Linked DNA regions of Mus musculus: region 2 is linked to region 1. A link is a loop called in an ENCODE intact Hi-C map of the cell type or tissue named here. Cell type or tissue: left cerebral cortex. All regions are shown on one strand. Links, peaks and the distances in the headings refer to the core of each region. The heading gives the core; the rest is flanking DNA.

What was found. Hi-C counts contacts between places; a loop is a spot of excess contacts. Peaks named below come from ENCODE experiments on the same cell type or tissue, not always from the same donor. Only the 100,000 strongest peaks of a DNase experiment are listed, where the experiment ranks them.
Region 2: it touches region 1 in a loop (13-fold over the local background); 2 of 42 quality-filtered maps call a loop at or near these places.

What each region holds. Positions count from the first base shown.
Region 1 is chr3:154,911,018-154,919,020 of GRCm38, reverse strand. The region is part of intron 17 of Tnni3k (TNNI3 interacting kinase); the gene reads left to right. Among named protein-coding and RNA genes, the nearest start is that of Tnni3k, 140 kb to the left of the region's middle. In left cerebral cortex, for the core only: no CTCF peak of the experiment used is centred there; DNase peaks (open chromatin) are centred at 2,155, 3,272 and 5,235.
Region 2 is chr3:154,665,158-154,673,160 of GRCm38, reverse strand. It overlaps a transcript of Erich3 not described here. Among named protein-coding and RNA genes, the nearest start is that of Erich3, 42 kb to the left of the region's middle. In left cerebral cortex, for the core only: no CTCF peak of the experiment used is centred there; a DNase peak (open chromatin) is centred at 4,460.

The DNA.
Region 1 (8,003 bases), core at 1,639-5,638:
TCATATAACTTGAAATAATGATTTCAAGCTAATGTAAAAACTTCCTGGAAATCTGATGACATGATGAGCTGCTTCCTCTCTGTGTTCCATAACAGCTTCGAAGTCCAAATTCTATGCAGAGGGTTGAGGTGGCAGTTCTCCTGTGTATGCATCTCCCGTTTTCCAAGTGTGGTGTAGTCTTGGGTGGAAGTCAGTTGGCTGTAGTAACATTAGCTTATTTCTGTGGCCTTTGTTCTATGCTATTGGTCTCCATGTCTGTTTATATGCCAATCCCATGCCTTTTCAGCTATGATGACTCTGTAATAGTTCTTGAAATTAAGTGTTGTAATGCCTCTAGTTTTATTCTTTTGACTCAAGACTTCTTTGGCTATTTTGATGTTTTTATAGCTCTGTATGGATTTTAGATTATTTTTACAGTTCACTTGAGAACATTGATGGTATTTTGGTGGGTATGGCAATGAGTCTTTAAATTGATTTGGGTACTTTAGTACTAATTTTTCCAACCCAAGCTACATTGGTGTCCTTCTCAATGTGTCTCACAAGTTTACAGAAGCCTCTTATTTCCATGGTCAGGTTCATTCTTTGGTATTCACCTTTTTAGCTCTGATTTTTTTTCTTTGACAGGTTTACTGATGAAGTCCAGAAATGCTACTAATGTTCCATGTGTTGAATTGTATGCTGCCAGTTTACTGAATTCATCAGATATAGTTATCTTTCCTTGGGGATCTTTAAGTTTCCTTGTTCGTAGAGTTATTTCACTTGCAAACAGGGATAATTTGAGTCCTTGCTTGCTATTTATAATTCTTTTATTTGTTTTTCCATTCTTAACTCTGCTGGCTAAAGTTTTCTGTACAGAACTGAATAGCAGAAGTGGTGGGGAGCATTGTTGTTTCACTCCTGGCCTTACAAGAAATACCCATAGGCCTTCACCATCTCATATAAAGTTGATTGTGGGTTTCTCATAAATGGACCTTGTTTGGATAGCCATTATAGATAACAGTACAGTGGGGCTTCAGAAAACTAAAAATAGATCTACCACATGATTTAGATTCCCTAGTTCTAGATAGATAGGCAGTAGATATTAATACTATTATTAATTAATAATTGTGAGATACTTAAGATATATCAGTATCCATATGTCCATTGCATAATTATTTAAAAGAGCTGAGCTATGAAATCAGTCTAGCTACCTATCAACAAATGAATAAAGAAAGAATCCTATGCATACAACATAGCATTGTTCTTTTATAAAGAAAGATGGACCTGGAAGTCATCATCTGAGGGAAATAAGTGAAAAGACAGAAAGAAAACTCTGTCTTTGCTCTGTGTCTCAACACATAGAAGCTAAAACTAACAACCAGAAAGGGAAAGTGAGGTTTCTAGAGAGGGAGCATGGAAATGGTGGTCAGATTTAATTGATGTATGCCATGCTCATGTATGGAAATGTCACACTTAACGTCATTAATTTCTACATTAATCTATGGTGATAAAGCGTTTACAACTCAGGTCAATAGGCAGACTCAGTAGGACCCCTTTCAGTATACTGCAGTCCATGCGTGATTCTCCAGGGTAGCTAGCCTACCATGACAGTGTTTTCACTGGCTGGAATCACCCTTTAGATACCTGTTGCCCATTTCGATCATCATTGTCTAGCAGTGGTCCACCCCCATCAGGGTCTTAGCAATTATACTCTGAACAAAAATAAAGGCAAAAGAGGCTTTCAAAGGCAGCACAATCAATACATGCTTATTGGAAACAAATGATGCATGTGCCTTTACGATTGATGTCCTCAGGAAAACTGTTGGAATCTGAGGGTCCATCCAGTCAGAGGATGTATAGTTCCAAACAGATCAAAATTCAATCAATAATTTAATGTATGTTCTTATTATAGTAACGTTACATACGTTTGAGAAAAGAAGAATGTAAATATATATAAAACTCATATATATTTAATCTGCAATCTGTGAAGAGCTGAATGTGTCAAGATGTTGTAATTAGATGCACTTTTCAAGCTGTAACTGGCAGAAATGCACTCACCATGGTTGAAGCAAAACAAGAAATTGTTTCCATTTACCACGACTCAGAAATTTAAAGTAAATGCCATGGAAGTTCAGCAAGACCTGGAATTGCATATCACTGCGTGGAGCTTGCTGTCAGCTCTCAGCTTTCTTACCTCATCTCTTTGCTGCCATTGGCTGCACTCCCAAGTTCCACCATGCAGCTGCTTTTAAAATAGAACCAGGTCTTCAGTTTACACACAAACAGCCCATGCCCTGCAAATATCTGTAACTCACTGGCTTGGCTGTGGTGCATTCCTAAGTCAATCCTCAACTATGAGCATCCCAACAATTGATGAACCACTGTGGGATCTTAAGTCTACCTGAATCTCATGAACTACCAATATGGAGAGAAACTAGCAAAGGAAAAATAATGATCAGTGTGTGCTTGGGAAACAGACAAAAACAACTGCTTTTCAACCCAGGCAATAACTCCAGCAGTACCTAAGCAATCATGGCCGGCAGATTGGACATGCTCCAGGAAAGACAGGGTTGCAGAGGTATTTCTTTGGCACAGTGGGTTATTCACACTTTAGTAAGAATTAATTGTGAATTTCCTAAGTTCTGTGGGAGAAGATTCCCATCTAATAAAGGTGGAGGACTTGTCCATATGAAGCCCTGATCCTACAAGAAGACAGAACTGGCCAATAATGACCTAGGTGCAGTGAAGGTGCAGAGAATGTTTGTGCTGGAAATGGGGTGTGGTCCACGGGCACAGTGATATGATGGTTGGGACTTTAAGCAATAAGAATGCATAACTTGCTCTTTAAGCCCTCACCTTTCTTACTCTCTAGCCCTCCTTCTCTCTTTCCCCTCCCCCCTCTCTCCACATGGCCATGGCCGCTCTCTCTCTCTCTCCCTCTCTCTCTCTCTCTCTCCCTTCTCTTTTTCTCCCTGCCTTTCTACAATAAAGCTCTAAAACCATAAAAAAAAAGAATGCTTAACTAGAAAACTAAAGCTAAATACAATATCACAGACTGAAATAGCGCAACCAATCACATGATGATGTAGAACACACAAATTCTCCCTGATGAGCTGGGTAGGAGGATCAGGAGGGCAGGAGGAGACAGAGGCCACAGGCAGTAGCACTGCTGGGCTGAGGAAATTCTCTGTGGAGATTTAGAGAAGGATCCTGAATGACATTCCCAGACTACTCAAATAACTGTTCTTGAGAGCCACAAGCAGGAGATGAGTCAACTAAACAGAGTGGAGTGATTCACTGATGCCTCTTGGTGAGAGAAAGAATGGGCAGAAATTTAGCTCTCTACATAGACTTCTTAGGGAGGCAAGATCTGGCCAATTTCGATTTCCTGGCTCATCAAGAGTGAAGAGGAGGAGGAGGACACCTTGGTAATTCTCAGGGATTTTAATGTCTAAGAGGAAGCAGCTTTGATCTCCTTTAGTGAAGGAATCAGTAAGTTTGGAAATTCTAAATTCAACATTTACTTTTCCCCTAACCCCTGGCAGTTGATAAAGGTAATACTTAAAGATGGAGTTTGAGTCCGTCTCACTGAGAGCAAGTGAGCACAGCTTGCATGGGAGTCTTCTTCCACGTAGAATGGTGTGAATGGGGCAATAAATATCCCTGTGTAAATCATTTCAATTGTATGTGAACACACACACACACAGAGGGAGAGAGACAGACAGACAGACAGACAGACAGACAGAGACAGACAGACAGAGAACACCAAACATAATTTTCATGTACTAACAAGCTTTTTATTTTGTAGTGAACTAAAGAAAATGTTTCTAAATATATTCATAGCCCAAAGTAAGATGTTTTAAAATTTTTTTTACTTACTGTTTTTTATACTCTACTCTATGCCTCAGACCATTGTTATTCATATGGGTGTTGATACTTTAACAACACTGTAGGTGGAAAGGTGTGCACTCATCTGGTTTTGATTCAAAAGGAAATACATAAACATCGCCTCAATTGTTTAGTGACTCAATTGTTTAGTGACTCCTACCCCTCAGTTACAGGGAAGCCAAGCACTCTGTTCCCAGGTGAATTAGAAAAGCATGTTTAATAAGCTGGGGACTGGGGTGGGGCATGTGTTCAGACTGCTCATTTCCACACAGGTCCTGGAGTGGCAATTGCTCAAATACAGTTCTTTTGTTGGGAGGTTGAAAGATAATAACTGCTAACACAGAAAGAGTAACTAAGGAAACAAGGAGTCAGATGTGACCAAAATTGTCTTTCCCATGTAAATTGAAACAATAAAATCCTATGCAATTATTTCAGAACCTTTCTTAGGTTGCTTTTGTAGTAAATTCTCCAATAGGAGCCTCTGTTCCTGCCAGGGTTCTGATCAAAGACACTGCACCTAGTACAGTTCCATTATTAATATTTCTACCTTAGATGGTACCGTGAGATAAATACAAGGCTTAGGTCTGTAGACTGAACACTGAACAATAGGCTTAAATTTGAATCACTCAGAGGTCTCATCTTTATATTCTGTGATTTATTTTTGTTTGTAATAACTAATGTGCCCTGTATAAAGAATTCTCCAAGTGCAATTAATATAAACAGCACAGAATCAAGTGGACTGACTCACTGTATCAACAGGCACTGATCATGACTTCTGCATTTACAAGTAGATCCATATCCAAAGACGGTTTATACATTTCCTTTCAGATGGGGGGGTCTCAGCAATTACACAAAGTGGAACTCAAAAGGCACAGTTCAAACCATCTTAACATGACAACACTATACTTTGGGTTCAAGTCTATATACAGCAAACAGCGCAAGATCTGGTTCTGATTTTTTTTTTTAGTTCTAAAATAACATGTGTTTCTGTTCTGCACAGCTGCGAAACTTTGATCACCTCGTCACTAACGTAATTAGACACTTGAACACAAAGTGGCCTTCGAGTTGTTCAGCCTAGAAATTCAAACAAATAGCAAGTTATTAGTGGTACTGTGCTAGCTTCTGATGCTAAAACATCCATATGAACAAGGTGAAAGTAAGATGGTGGGTAAATATCTTTTGCGATGACAGATATTTGGATTTTCATCCCTACGTGAATCCCTGGAAGCGCTTGCACAGAGTGGGAATTCTGCTTCCTCCTCAAGCCCTCTCCTATGCAGACAGTGAGAGCATCACTGAAAGACTTGGCTGAGCTCCATGCTAATCACATTCCCGTGGATAATGAGGAGTAGTTGAGTTTGAAGCTCTCTATACCCGTTTTGCTGCAGGGTGCCTGTGTTCTATGCTCATTGCCATTTGAGTGAGGAGCAGAATCTTCTCCTGTCTTCTTTATGTCCTATTTAGTAATATGCTCTATTAAAAGCCTGGCTCCCACCCCAGCGCCATTCCACTCATGCTACAGTGACTGCTTCTGGCCTCTGAAGTTAAGATATACACAGAGAAATGGAGAAAGACTGTATGTCTCACCCAAGAGCAAGGCAGTAAAGATCTCATTACCTCGGCTGAGGCTATGTCAGGATGCATACTTCTAATAGCCAGTCTAGCTCTCCAGATTCATTACTGCTATACAGTTTCATAGCTTAACATTCTGTTTCTCATTTGGTTACTGTGTCTAATTATCAAGGCTGCTGTGCATATGTCTAATTTCAGTTTTTTTCAGGATGTCTTCATAGTTGTCCTTAACTGTCAACTTGACATGCCTAGAGTCGTAGGAGAAGGAAGTCTTAATTGTCCAGATCAGATTAGACTTTGGGGATATTTGTGGAGATTATCTTAGTTGTTCGTTGATGTGAGGGGGCTCAGCCCACTGTGGGCAGCACCACCTGGAGGTGGTCCTACAATGAATTAGAAAGTCAGCTGAGCATGAGACTTTGAGCAAGCTAGCTAGAAATATTATTCTATGGTTTCTATCTTGCTATCCAGCTACAGTCCTCACCCTGACTTCCCTCAATGACGGGCCATGACCCAGAGGTATATATAAGCTACGTGAATCCCTTTCTCCCTTAAATAAGAAGAAGCAGGACCTAGTGGGAGTCACCCTGGTCACTGGTGTACTTTCATAACAGATTCAGTAATCCCCCTTCTCTCGTCTGCACTCTGGCTGTAGGTGTGAGCATTTTGCTCTGACACTTTTTACCTCATTACGTGCTTCCCCCTAAGAACTGAACCAATTTAGTCACACTATGTACCTATGAAACCTAAACCTAAATCAACCGTTTCCCTTCATCATTAAGTTGCTGCATATAGTTTGTGATAGTAACTTGACGCTAATCAGTGCATCCAATCTCTTTCTGACAGTTAGTGATGGCCCTATATGTAGGAGCTTTCTCTCTACTCTGTCTATGAAATGCAACTCTGAGCTGACAAAGCACTTTGGAACCCCCTCATGCTTACAAGTTCTCTGGCTTTTTTCTGTCACTTCTGTAGCATGCCTGTCTTAAAAGACTGTGTCCCTAGTCACGTCTGCATATACTTTGTTTCTGTTTCCAGTGTCTGCTGGACATTTCCAAAGGTTCTAGTAAGAGTATAGATGATCTTTAGCAAGTTGACCGGCCTCCCAAGAGTCGTGTTAAGGCTTTTCCTGTACTAAACAGAACCCAATGCTGAGTGGTCAAGCATGAATGGTTGCTACCATCTGCCTCAATCACTGCAGAATCTCTGCTTCAGCTCTGAGATCGCAAAACAGCCTTCAAGGTGTGTTTTGGGCCGCATCTCACTCCATTTACCACAGTGAGAATCTGAATGGGAATACATCTGTGTCAAAATCATCCAGTGATGAACAGGTGTCAATTTGATCTCATTTTGAGTTAATGGTTGCTCTGACTTAGCACATGTACTGGACAGTATGACATTCAAGGAAAGCTAGGGGTAGAGGGATAAGAGGGGTGATCGGATAGCATTGCCATACTCTCTCCTTACAGTGCCATTCAACACTGAATGCAGATAATGTGACCACTGATGTGGAGAACATGCATGAGGGGCTCTGAGAGACAAACACTATCAACTCAGAACTTGGGAGATGAAATTCTGTGGGGTCCTGCAGTATGTGCCATTCAGCTTTCTGTCAGGGACTATATCATGTTGGATAAATGGAAATATAAATCAGATACCTACTCTATAAATGATTCGTTTTGGTAAATATTAAGAAAAATTCAAGTATCACCATGTTTGCCAAAATTTTGTTCAAGGACCCAGTGGGAAGCATCGTATCAGTAAAACCTCACATTGATGCTTGCGATGTAGCTGCAAGTTTTGTTGCTGTGTATGCGAAAATAGAAGTTTAAGTGAATCTGGGCTGGGCTGGGCTGTTCTGTCTCCTCCAGAGGCGCATGTCTTTTTCACATTGGGGATTACATGTGTGATTCTCCTTTTATGTTAGGAGAAAACTTACTGGCAGCACAAGCCATAATTTATACTATCGTAGGACAATCCAGCAAACCAGTTTATGCTTTATTTTGATAGTCCTATTTTGCTGTATTTTCCTTTAATTCCTGGGAAAGAAGAGACCTTGCTCACCCCAAGACCTATGCTGTGTGGTGTCAAAGGGGAGGAGAAATACTTGGGATGACAACATTGCTCTCTGAGCATAGAGGACAGGAAGGGGATCAAAGAGGAGATCGCACGCTCCAACATGCTGCAGCCACTGATGCAAGGACTCCAGAGAGGAGAGGGGCTAGCCTGAAACCTCCTTCCCCTGTGCCATGAGCTATACAGGAAGGTATAAAATAAGACATCTATCAAGGACCAGGTGGAGACTGTGCTACTGCTGATGTCTTCTGTAATATGATCCCTGAATAGGTACAAGTTGGACATTAGTGTTATAACAGCCACCAACTTCTATTGCCACTGAACATGTGTCTGTGTTCATTTTGAATTGGCCCTTCTTCAGCTTCAGAAAGTCCTTGTTCTCACAAACTTGACTAATTTCTTCAGACACTGCTTGTCACAAAATTACAACCCTCATGCATGGCCCTCTTTCTTTCAGAACCATCTAGACTCCTAGAAAGTGCCCCTGA
Region 2 (8,003 bases), core at 2,134-6,133, 250 kb after region 1:
TTCAAATAGTGTAGTTTTGTCAAAACAGAGGTAAATGGTAGGGACACGGAGTGGAAATAATATAACAAAATGCTCGCTGTAATCACTGACGGGAGGGTTTCAAAGACGCGTTGATTTTCTCCCTTGTTCTTGTCATCTCAAAGTGTACAAAATTTCAAAATACAGATGAGTGGAGGAAGGAAAATTAAAAACCACTTGTGTCCCTCGTACCCAGCGATTTGAAGTTCCTTCTAAATCTGTTCTTCTAATTTACCACAGATTATTTTTATTGGATCCTAAACAATAGAGATGATATTACTGTAAATATCTCGAAGCAAGCCATGTAGAGAAGGAACTGCGCGATACAAAAGGCGCATAATCACCACAGATAAGGAGTATCATAGCCCATCGCACAGAGAGAACGACAAATTAATGGCAACTATAAAACAATGTGATCCTATCCCGTTGGAAACCCACAGTTTGCAGGGCTGTTCCATGCGTGCTTTGTGCAATTTATGTTACCGGTTTAGCTCCCTGCTGTTCCTTCTTTTCCTTCAGCATTTTGACCCCTCCCCCAGTATTTTTGTTAATTTATAAATGTTTATAACTGTTTCAGAAAAATAATAGCAGTCAAAGAAAAATGGATCACCAGTTTCAAATGATCGATTTTATATCCCAGTCGGTACCAGGCACTGAGGGGTGGGAGGTGTTGAAGTTAGGTCCTGGTTCATCCTCCCAGCCCCATGCTCCCAGAAATAAGACTCAGACTTAAAATATATTTACAAATACCTTGGCCACATAGCTAGGCTCTACACTGACTAGATCATAACTAAAATAACCCAATTACTTTAACCTACATTTTGCCATGTGGCTGGTTACCTGGGCTCGGGTGCCATCATCTGTCTCCTCACATCTTCCCAGGTGGCTCTCCAGCCTCTGGCTCTATCCCAGAATTCTTTCTCCTCCCAGATGTCCCATCTCTACTTCCTGTCTAAGCCATAGGCCATAGGTCATAGGCTTTTTAATTGACTGGTGATATATCCATACAATATACAAGTTATCCTAAAGGGAGGAACTTGACTGTTGAGTGGACTTAACTTGCCCTAGCTGAGCTCACTGGTCTCTTATTCCCATTCTCCTCTCAATGGGGTTTTCCTCAAATTTGTGCTAGGTTTGGATCTTATCTCCCTTTTGAGCCTTTGGCTTCGAATATCAGTGTGTTAAGTAATGGACTTCGGGCTTAACATGCACACTCCGATGTATGAATTGAAATCCTAACCTCCAATGTGACACTATTAGGAAATGGGGACTTTGGGGAGAGTTTAGAAAGGAGTTCAGCCCTCTCACAAATGAGATTAGAACCATGGAAAAAGAGAAAAAAGGGAAAAGAAATCACCTTAAGAGTCCTGATACGCAGGCAGTGTGGGGACAGAGACAGGAGGCAGCCACCTGCGAGTGAAGAAGTCAACCCTCTGCGGATGTCACCTACCACCCTGAACTGCCTACACTCCAGAACTGTGTGAAATAAATTTGGGCTGTTTTTAAGCCACTGGTCTATAAGGATGTAGATACATTAAGGCACCCATTACTGCCACTCTGCCAATAGTCAATCAATCATGTGTTTTCTGTGACTCTGCAGTTCTTATAAAGACTGTGGGACTGTGAAAGGCAGCCTGTTTTTTGGCTGAGCAAGACTTACTCCGAAGACCCAGTAGAAACTCTACAAGGGACAGAACAGTGAGCCATGCTCCCAGATAGGCATAGGTGCCTGACACCATGGAACCCCCAACTCCATGATCCTGTGACTATCAGTCAAGCAAAGTCCCAAGCTCCTAGCATTCTAGCTAGACTCCACCCCCACAGTTACCTGATAATAGCCAGGTATGCTCCTCCCCACAGCTATAAAAGGAGTTGCTTGGCCCCTCCTAGATCTCTTAAGCTCTCACCTCTCTTATTCTCATTCTATCTCTCCTTCTCCCCCTCCCTTCCCCACTCTCTCCACGTGGCCAACCCAAGCCACCCTTGCCCTCCACGCTAGCAACCTGAGCTAACCAGATTCTCTTATCCCAGCGGTAAACTGCCAGGGTTCTCCCCCTACCCTCCCTTTAGCCCCTGGACCAGAGTCTGTCCTAGGGCCCGTTCTCAGCTGGTCCGAGACATACAGCAATGTCTGGGATGTCCAAGACTGAGAACCTGTCATTTCTGGCCCAGAGACCCCGGATTGCTCCCTCTCTACCTCCACAGACTGTAGTTCCATGGCTTTCCACAGCCAGATGCCCACCTGGGCAGCGAAGTAAGCATGCAGCAGTCCTGCCCGCCCCAGAGCATCAGACACGGGCTCTCTCCCACCCCCTTTATTTCCCTGCACCCACTGCCGGACAGAGACTTACTTCAGCTTTTCAGGACCAGGTAATAAAAGCTTTCAGCTATTATAAAAAAGTTGGTTAGCTCACTAAGACTGTCATAAAATCATATCACAGAACAGGCAGGTGACCTACACAGCATGCATTTATCTTCTTGGGCTTCCCGGAGCTAAAAACACTGACTTTGGGCCAGTGTCTACAGAGTTGATTGCTCCTGAGGACTATTGAGGAAAGATCATCGCCAGCTTCTCTCATTGGCTCATGGATGACCACCACGTTTGTAATGTCCCAGCCTTTCTGTGTGTGAACATCTGTGTCTACGGCTATTTATTGTAAGGACACAAGTCAGCCTGGATTGGGGATCTTTACACTCATTACTTATTTAAAGATCTATCTCCAATACAGTCACCATCTGAGATGTGCAGTACTGAGCCTACAACAACAGAATAACCAGAACAGTGACCAGTTTCTGGAGGCAGCATCCACACAAGGCATAGAAGTTAAGAATGTCTTTCTTGAGCACCTCGAAAGCTTGGTTCTGGATTTTCTATGCTTGCAAACAGAATGCAACCATTGATGACCAATCAGAAATGGCACAGGAACCCTCTACCGGCTGGTTTTGTGTGCAACTTGACACAAGCTGGAGTTGTCACAGAGAAAGGAACCTCCCCTGAGGAAATGCCTCCATGAGATCCAGCTGTAAGGCATTTCTTAATTAGTGATCAACGGGAGAGGGACTAGCCCATTGTGAGTGGTGCCATTCCTAGGCTGGTAGTCTTAGGTTCTATAAGAAAGCAAGCTGAGCAAGCCATGGTATGCAAGTAACATCCCTCCATGGCCTCTGCATCAGCTCCTGCTTCCTGACCTGCTTGAGTTCCAGTCCTGACTTCCTTGGTGATGAACAGCAGTGTGGAATTGTAAGCTAAATAAACCCTTTCCTCCCCAACTTGCTTCTTGGTCATGATGTTTTGTGCAGAAATACAAACCCTGACTAAGGCAAACCCTCTGGGTCCTACCACATTTGTGCTGACAGCTGTGCTAGAGGGGAAGACCATAAGGAAGCCATGTATCTTTAAGTAGATGAGGCTCCACATCACAGTAGCCTTCCTCAGATCAAGAATCAGCCACAGGAAGGAGATAGGGAGAAGGGATCAAGGATCAGAGAGGACTCGAAAGAGAATGAGAAATTATTAAAGAATCCAGACCACTATCTCTCCACGTTCCAGGGTTGTTCACTGTTTATGTTTATTTCTTGAGGCTCACTGTACAAGCAATGATTTGGTAACAATTTTCTAGAAGCCTAAAATCCTAACACCAACAGAATCACAGTAAAGCATGACTATTCAAAGTGCTCTGTTCAGCTTGTCACATCCCCTCCTCTCTCTGCAGAAGACACATTAGTCCAATGAGCCAAGCTCCCAGATGAGTTACTTTGGGCCAAGTAGCAACAATGTTGCCAGTGAAGGATGTGTCTCCTTTCTGGACTGGAGGGAGACAAGAGTGAAAAAAAAGATCAGTTTTCCAAAGCTGGAATATTCTGCTTGACTGTTTTAGGTGAAGGTACAAGTTCTTGAAAATTGTTTAACCTATAAAACCAACATGGGGTTCTACACATAATTCACTACTCAACTGCTTTACATGTGCTTCGCTTGGATAATAAAGACAAATAAGCCAAGGGAAGGAAGAAAACAACTAGGGAGAGTGTGTTGACACACCCAAGTCTGGAGACACTGCATAACCTCATTATCAAACGCAGTTTGGACAGATAGTCACTTATGCAAAAAATAAAGAATAACTATTCAAATATACTTACCTTAAATGCTGCACTTGAATACACAGTACAAATATATGTCTGATCACTTTACGTCTTTGCTAGTTGAGAGTTTTCCTTGAACTAGCCAACTGTTCTGCTATTTGTAGTAAAGTATGCACACAGTCATACCATTTGGGGATTTACAATCTGAAGAAAAAATGACAAAGACACTCACAGAACACAGTGTAAAGGCTGCGGTGTGTGCTCTGCTTCTTTGTGCTGATTTTAGTGCCACTTAAATGTGAGAGTTTCCCTTTACACTTGGTATTTATGAAATCATCACATACCATGTAGTATTCTGCAATCTGTGTAGGGGAGGAAAGATGCTCAGGGAGGGAGGAGCCACGATTCTCACTCCATACCATATGTCTTGGTCTGGATCGAAATGAGTCACAGAAGACTCAAAACTAACTACAGAATTTGAGGTTTTCCTTAGAAGTGACTTTCCAGAATCCTAAAATCCTAACACCAACAGAATTATCCACCTAAAGCCAACAATTATTCAAACCACAATGTTCAGCTAAAAATTTGAAGGTTCAGAAATACATGCTCCCTCAGGCTTAGATTATCCTGGTGCTATGTTAGGAGTTAAGAATCCAGTCAGAAAAGCTGTACTTTCCCTTTTTGCTCTTAGTCCAAATAACCTGAAGAATACTCAGTCTCTCCTTCCTGTGTTCCTAAGCAGAGGCTCAGAGAACAGATGAGAGCAGGGGACCCTACAAGACCTTATGATGATGCTGGTCTCTAAATCAGTTTGTAAACTTGGATTTGCACAGTCACAGGATACCGTAAAAGACTTTCCTGGAGACACTTGAGCAAGGCTAGCTTCAGTAGACGTCTAACTCTACTCTCAGCTTCCTCCTGTGCTTTCTTAAAATGGGAAATGTTTACTTCACTCATCCCCACATCCTCATACCTGCCCCACTACAAATTATAACCCCCCTTCTGCTTCCATGAAGGTGAGGTAGCCCACACTCTCTGTTATCCCACTGGGGAGCATGGGGCTTAGGAAAGGAGAGGTGTGAAGGGACAATCTTACGTATAGTCTAGGGGTTGCTACAACAAACACCTTCCACACCGGGCAACTAGTCTGAATAAAAATCCAAAAGCTCCCAATTCATTGCCTCAGAAGCAGCTGAAAGCTCTGGGGAGCCATTAAACTGAACATTTATGGGGCCCAGGTGCCTGAGGTTTTGATGCTCAGCTCTGAAGGACTTCAAAGCAATGCTATTACCAGGACAAACGCCCCTCCCCACTCGCATCTCTTTGTATGAATGGGTTTGTTCAGAATAAGGAAGAGTCATGGTATCCATACTAAAAAGAACATTTAGGATTGTGGCATAAGATCAGAGGAGAAGCCAGGGCTAGCGAACCTGTTAAATCCAACCATTAAGTGGAACCAACTTGTTTCCTAAAATTAGCACGTTGGCCTTCAGAAGAACTACCAAACAAATTCAGATATTTAAAAAATAGCAACTCTGAAATTCTGTATTAAAGGGATGATTTGGGGGATCGGCATGAGCAGTGAACTAGAATCTTCTGCTGAGGGCCTGATGGTTAAGGATGGAGGGAAAGACCCTGAAGACTGCTCAAGCGTGTAATGGACACATCTATTGTGCACAAATGAGTGGATTACAGTGTCACCAGGGAATCTACATACTCTCTAAAGATGCACAACTGATACTATTTGGCTCTCTGGAGTTATCAGGAAATACAACAGTTTAAAGCTATATTTTCTGCATTTTTCCTTGTTATGAAGTATAACTTTTCTCTCTTCTTTACTCAAAAATGTATATTTGATGGCTCTTCTCAGTCGATTGGCTCTCTCAGACAGAGACCCAAAGCCAGGTAGATTCAGAGATGAGCATGAAGAAAGGGCTATATGTTTTATTCTTATCTAAGCTGGAGGATGCAAGAGTCCCCATTCCATCCTGAGTCAGAGTGCCTCAAACTCATATAGAACCAGCAAAGTGGGTGGGACCTAGTAAACTGGAGGGTCCATGAATTCACTCTAAAACTCCTTTCATTTCAGACAGTAGAACTGGCGATGATGTTTCATAGTTGGTATCCACCAAACGGAGAGGCAGCGGAACCGTGACGTCTATGTTATCTTTGCAAGACTTTTTAGGATCATTTTTATTTACTCCCAAACTCCATCTGAACAAAGCCCGCATGGGGCCCTGTGTGCCTTTTATATCCAGTGTTTGATGATGTAATTAAGTAGGTGAGCAACTCCGAGGGGAGAAGAGCCAGGGGAAAGCATCAGCCGCTACTACCCGACAGGAGGAAGTTCAGATGCACAATATCTGGTTTATGGTAAAACTGCACTTTATTGCCATCTTATCTTTAAAATGTAATAATTATGAATGATGAAGAAGGCATCTCAGCTTTGATGAGACCCTTTATTTGCTACTCAAACTTTTACTATTTCCAAATGGTAACATAAACAAGAGAAATAATTACCCCTTTTATTTGAGGAGGAGACTTGCGTCAATTTGAGTGCTTTTGTTCTTGGGTGAAGTTTAAGGCATGTAGACTAAATACATTTCTGCTTATGGTTTCCATTTGTTTGTTTGTTCCCTTATTTTGAAATAGAGTCTCCTCGTGGAGCTCTGGCTAGCCTGGAGCTTCCTAGGTGCAGGAGATTGGTCTTGAAATCATAGAGACCTGTCTAGTTTTGCTTTTCAAGTGATGAGAGTTAACATTGTAAGCCCTGTAGCTCGCATCTATTTACTTTTACAAAGCAATCACAACGTACTTACACAGGCACTATTAAAAAATTATTGCCATCCTCTATAGTAATATTTGGTCACTGTGTCTGCAATTTATCAGATGTTGATCTGATCTGAATGAAAGTTCTACACATTAATGCTCATGTATATTAGATTATTGCATGGGATGATGAAGGGCACAAGCTGACCAGAGACGCTGGCTTTATGTTTCGGCCCTGGCCCTTCAAGCTGAAGCATCTTAGAAACCTCTCGGTCCTGATCTTCACTGTCTGTGGAAACCTCAGTCATTACTCTCTCTTTTTCTGTAGTCAATGAAATATCTCATGTTTACACCAGAGCCGAACCTGGCTCGCATACGTATTGAATGTCTGCTCTAACAAGCTTTTCTTTGGTGACCACATGCCCTATCAGCCAGTACCACTCATTCAACCAGTGACTCTTAAGCTTACCCTTACCCTGAACAGTCCTAGATACAGAGAAGCAAAGCATATAAGGCATGGAGCTAATACTTCAAGAAGCTTTGCATCTTAGTGCAGGATGTGTGTGCCAACCCCACATCCTCCTTGAACAGTGCCGCACAGTGCGCATGTTTATTCAGTCCCCTTTCCCCGTGTGCTCGTAACTAGTGAGGCTTCAGAAAATTTTGACTTCTGTTTCTGAAATCTTAATCCTGGCACAGTGTAATAAGCAAATGCAGGTTTGCCTGTATTTTCACATAAATGATTAAATGGAATAATCAGATTCTAACTTAGTCAAAAACTTGACAAACATAGGAAGAGACCGTGACGGACACATTCATTTTCCTGGATTCAGACAAAGTGCCAACAGCATCTGCAGAAAACATGTTATTCCCATCCCATGGGACCCATGGCCAACTACAGTTGCTCAGAAACTCAGCAGCAAAACATCAAAGCACCAAAATTCGATTTAGCACGGTGCCCTTACTTTCCAAAATGTTCTGAAACCACCTTCCAGCAGGACAGCTTAGAGGGCTCTGGACTGTTCAAACATTACTGTTTCCTGTCCTTTCCCTGGGAAAAAGTAAGATCCTCTAGTGTGACTGTAAATCATGAGAGCAATAATGAATATGGTGTCTCAGACACCACCAATCCACTG